2 separate regions of the Mus musculus genome follow, and region 1 is linked to region 2. The links are chromatin loops, found by intact Hi-C in ENCODE. Cell type or tissue: left cerebral cortex. All regions are shown on one strand. Region 1 has its middle 82 kb from the start of Gm40925. Region 2 overlaps Adtrp (androgen dependent TFPI regulating protein).

What was found. Peaks named below come from ENCODE experiments on the same cell type or tissue, not always from the same donor. Only the 100,000 strongest peaks of a DNase experiment are listed, where the experiment ranks them.
Region 1: a loop joins it to region 2, with 4 times the contacts of the local background. A loop is called at or near these places in 4 of 42 quality-filtered maps.

The regions. Positions count from the first base shown.
Region 1 is chr13:41,758,292-41,760,791 of GRCm38, reverse strand. No RefSeq gene overlaps it. Among named protein-coding and RNA genes, the nearest start is that of Gm40925, 82 kb to the right of the region's middle. In left cerebral cortex, no CTCF peak of the experiment used is centred here; a DNase peak (open chromatin) is centred at 1,486; H3K4me3 peaks cover 336 bases; H3K27ac peaks cover 1,299 bases.
Region 2 is chr13:41,819,975-41,822,474 of GRCm38, reverse strand. The region is part of intron 2 of Adtrp (androgen dependent TFPI regulating protein); the gene reads left to right. Among named protein-coding and RNA genes, the nearest start is that of Adtrp, 26 kb to the left of the region's middle. In left cerebral cortex, no CTCF peak of the experiment used is centred here; DNase peaks (open chromatin) are centred at 648, 1,222, 1,813, 2,377 and 1 more place; H3K27ac peaks cover 903 bases.

The sequences.
Region 1 (2,500 bases), 62 kb after region 2:
TGACCTGCGCTGCTGCCTTCTCACAGACACAGTGCACTCCGGTGTCAGTTGAGCCCATTTCTATTTGTGGCTTGACTGTCCTGGCACCAAATTAAACCTTGATGGCAGGCAGCATGGCTGGCCGCTGTGTAATTCTGTTCTGACACCAGAAATACCTCAGCTGGGTGTCCCACTGGGCACATGCATAATGAGCAGACAGGTGCTTCCCGGAGCTGGTGTCGTTAAATTACCAGCAACAAGACACTTATAATGAACGCTGATTAAACATTCATGAAAAAGCCATATAGCACTCGCTACCTGCAAAGCTATGTTAGGGAGCCTTGGTGGTTGGAATATGATAATAACAGGAGCCAAATGATGCCCCCAATAATGTTTGAATAGTGAAAATTCCTAATCATATTCACTTTAGCCTACATATGCGGAAAATGTATTGGGTCCCATCTTACAATGAGACAAACTGACCTCGTGTTAGTGAGTGGCGTGCTGGTAAATGTTTAACGACCAACAACAAATTAAATTCCTGATTCATGATGTTGGCTCCTTTCCATAGTGTAAACACTCCCCTACACACACACACACACACACACACACACACACACCACCCCACCCCACCCGGCAATCTCTTTTTAAGCTTACCATGGTCCTACCTGAGTTGGCTAGAGATGTTCTCAACCCTTTGGTTCCAGAGAGCCTGTTTCCAGTAGACTTCTGGATCCAGAGGGGGTTGGGTGGGCCAGGACAGGGTAAATGACAGGTCGGGGTTCACACAGGCAGCTCATTCCCCAGCCCACTTTCTTCCCCCTTTGTTGTAGAGCAAAATGGTAACACTGCTAAGACAACTGATCCCTTCTTGCAATGCTAGACATGACAAAGTGACCAAGTGTCTCCAGAGTAGTTGGAGACCCTTATCCAGGCTGGGGGTAGGGAGCAGAGAACAATGGCTCCTCATAGCTAACCTCACACCTGATTGGCTCATACACAAGCTAACATCCCTTGCTAGCTCTCACAAAATGAAACCGGTTCCCCACTCTCCCTTCCAAAGGGTTATACGTTCCACAATCTGTATTCAACAACCCTGCGTCTGCTTGCCTGAATTATTTGTCATAACAGGAAGCCAGTTTCATAGACAGTGATCCTCAGACATGCTGAGGTGCATGTGAGGAACATGAGGGGGAAACTGGGGATGCCAGGGCACCTCCAAATCCCTGAGCCCTGAGCCGCGGCCCCAACCCAGGATATCAGCTTCCTTCCCAGGCCCAGAGACTGGGAAACACAATTTATTCCATAGTCAGGCAGCCTGGTTTTCCTTCCACATCAAGTTGGTGGTGGCTTTTTTTTTTTTTTTTTTTAATAAAGGATTTTGAGTAGGCAGCTAAGCCAGTCAGCTGTTTATTTATAGCTGCAAATTTTCAATGCTGTATAAATTAGAAATCACTGCTGAATGAGGCCCGCGCCCACTCACACACGCAGGGCCCCTATCTGTGAGGCCTTTCACACAGTTTGACTGTACACAGTCTAAAAACGGGAGAAAATGACACGCTCCGAGTCAAATGACGGAGTCACAGCTAAACGGCAAAGCAGAAAACCAGCAATTATTTTTCCTCGGCACAATATGGGAGGTACGACAGGTGCAATTATCCAATATTATTTAACAGCACCGGTTTGTGGTGTACAGAGAAAATAAAGGTTTCCGTGTCTTGGAGAGGAAAAAGAGAGAGAGAAAGAACCTGCCTTGCAGCTCCTGTTACTGCGGATTAAGCTGTGTTATGTAAATTGAAGCTGGCCACGATTCTAAATCTGGGGAGGGAAAGCCACCTGGCTCCAGGTCCTCCCTCAGGCCCTAGAGACTGGCAAGCAGCGGGTTTAGTTGGAATTTCTGAGGAAAGACCCCAGACCAAGGAGCAAGAGATAAAGACCCATCCCCCTGAAGACTGCAAGGGGCAGGGCAAGGCTGATTTACTTCTGTTCCTTTAAGGAGACTTGCCCTACATCTGACTCCGACAGTGAAACTGTGATGAAATTCAAGGGAGCCCACAGGGACCACTTTTGTTTGGTTTGCATTGTGCAATGCCCCCATAAACTCATGGGTTTGAACACTTGGTGCTAAGATCTTGAACGTTGCGCGCCTTCAGAAGGACTATACCAAGCCAAACAGTTCCACATGAGGTTTATTGGGAGAGAGAGGGGCAAGGTGGTGGCAGAAAGAGAAGTGGGGAAGAGAGAGAGATCAGGGGGGCCTTTCTTTATATATGGGTGATGATGTAACACAGGTAAAGGTGGGAGGTGAGCCAAGTGGATTCTGAGAATAAGGTGGCTGTTGCTTTGGCAACAGGTCTGCGGGTCCGCCTATGTGATGTCAGGTCCTGATACCAACACTTGGTCCCCAGCTACCTTGTTCTGTTTTGAAAGGCTATGAAACCTGTACTTGGGGGGTTTCCTGGAGGAAGTGACACACGGGGGGGGGGGGGGGGCTTGAGCTTTGATGGTCTGTTCCCATTTC
Region 2 (2,500 bases):
TTTTCCTCATTCCCGGTAAAGGCAAACTGACACGAGCCACTCCACCCCCCCCCCCAAGCTCCCCCACCACACACCTCTCCACCCCAGGCACGTGTTATCTCTAACACAATTCTGGGTTCCTCACTGGTACTCCAGGGATGTTGGCTGAATGAATTGGTAAGCAGTATATACTTCTAACTGGAGTGAGCCACTCGCCAGGAAACCCCATCCCCCTGCAGGTTGCTCTGTCCCAGGAAATTCTACCACTCACTACCCAAAAGCCACTGTTCCTAGCGACACAGCCTTGGCCAAGGCTTCTTACACTTCTAACCAACACATCCCCACAACTCTTGCTTTCCCTGTTTCTCTCCTCATCATTCCAAATTGTGTTCTTTACATTATTTGTCCTCCTAGTTTTGTTTGTTTAACTCCCTTGTTCATCTTAAGGGAGTTGTATTGTTGTTTTTAAGTTGATCTTTTTAAATTTAATTTGTTTGTGAATGTCACATGAGAGTCCGGTATTTACCCAATTTGACCACTCCCCCCTTCCCCTCCACCTCCCCCACGTCCACTGCTTCTCCCACTCAAATTTAGGACTTCTTCAGTGATCGCTGCTTTACACCCACACACTCTACTGATTCTGTAACTCAGGAGAGCATCTGTTTAGGGCTGACCGCCTGGATTGGATAACTAACTGGTCAGGAAGCTCATTCCTAGAGAACGCTGATGCTCCCTCCCTCAGTAACCATGGATGAATTCCTTGTGGCCCCTCATTGAGGGGTGCAGCCTTGCGAAACGTACCACACCCACCTTGGTGTGTCAACAAGTTGGTAGCATTGTGCACAACTTATTTGGACAACCACCATGTTGTTAAGATTACATGGATGAAACTTCAGCATCTTCTTGTTGTTGCTGTTGTTAACTTTTTATTGGTTCACTGTGAATTTCACAACATGCACTCCAATCCCACTCATCTCTCCCTCCCCTTCTACCCTCCCTCCATCCTTGCAACCCCCCCACGCACACACACACACACACACACACACACACACACACAAAACAGAGAAAAACAAATCTCCCTGCGGAAGCTGTAGTGCGTCCCACAGTATACCCTTTTGTCCATGAGTTTCAGCATCTTTCTTAAAGGCACATGGACGATGAGTGGGATTGTGCACTTCACACAGGCCCAGATAGCCTTGGATGAGAGAGAATGCTAGCCACCTTCTCAGTCAACAGCACCCTCTCCGATACCAGCAGATAAAACATCATTCCCTGTTAGTGCTTGTGTTCTCTTTAATTTTAGAATGGTCTTTCACTGCAAGAGTTGCATCAGGTTGACAGAGGGGTAAGGAAAGTCCCAGGATGACTGAGTCAGGCCCAGAGCCTTGAGCTTGGCACCGGCTCACTACACTCACCCACCAGGAGTCATAATGTCTTCTTCAGGGAACTTGTGGAATCTCCCTCTCTGGAATTATTATTATTATTATTTTAATGGAAGAAATTTTCATTTCCTGGGGTTGTTTAAAAAGGTTTTGGCTCTAGGGCAAGGGAAATAAACTTGATGAGTTGGAGAGGGTAAGTTTCCATGATTTTAAGATCCTAGTGGATTTGTGAAGACATGGAATATATAAACTAAATATCCTTCAGCTACAGTTTTTAAAATTACATTAGTTGTTTTTTTTTAATGTAAATTCAGCTCTGTCACTGGTCATAATTTTGTTAGCTAGCAACAGAAACAGAAAGACAGCTACCAAATATAGAGCAGCGAGCCTTTCAGGAAAAGTCCCAGAACATTCCACTGGAGTAGAGTCAGGGAAGAGCCAGTAGAAAAGATGAATCGGAAACCATTAGCTGTAAATAGCCTGTGATCAACAGGACACCATGAAGCCTACTTTCCTGGGAGCCAATGTCCTAGGATGACAGAAGGGCAGACCACTACCCATTTGGATGACCTGAGGTGATGACCCAAATGCACCCTCAACACCACCCAGGACTCCCTAGAATCTGTGAGTGTGTGTGTGTGTGTGTGTGTGTGTGTGTGTGTGTGTGTGTGATTCTAAACATTGTCTTATTTTTTCCTTGATGGATGAGCAGATCACTATCCATCTGGATAACCTGGTTGATTATCCTCTCGATACCCCTCCAGACTCCCTAGAAATCCAGCTTTTACTACTCCTTATCCTCCAACTCTGTTCAGTGGCCCCTTTAAACCCTAGCTCTAGCCTGTACCTTTACCTTGGCCTGACCCTCAACCTTTTCTCTCCTACACCCATGTGGGACCTGACACTGCCCAAGTATTCCTTGTTAGTAAGGATGTAGCATATCAGTACTCAGATCAGTGGCAGCGAGGCTGCCTCACCCTGAGTTGGCGTCTGGCATATGTCTGCAAGATGGTATGTGTGAACTGGGGGTGGAGGGGGGAGAGATGATTGGCACATTTACAGGGAAGCCAATTTGTATTGATGGGGAGAAACTTCGGAGGAGCTGAGTAATACGCTTTCTTCCCTAATCTGATTTCCAT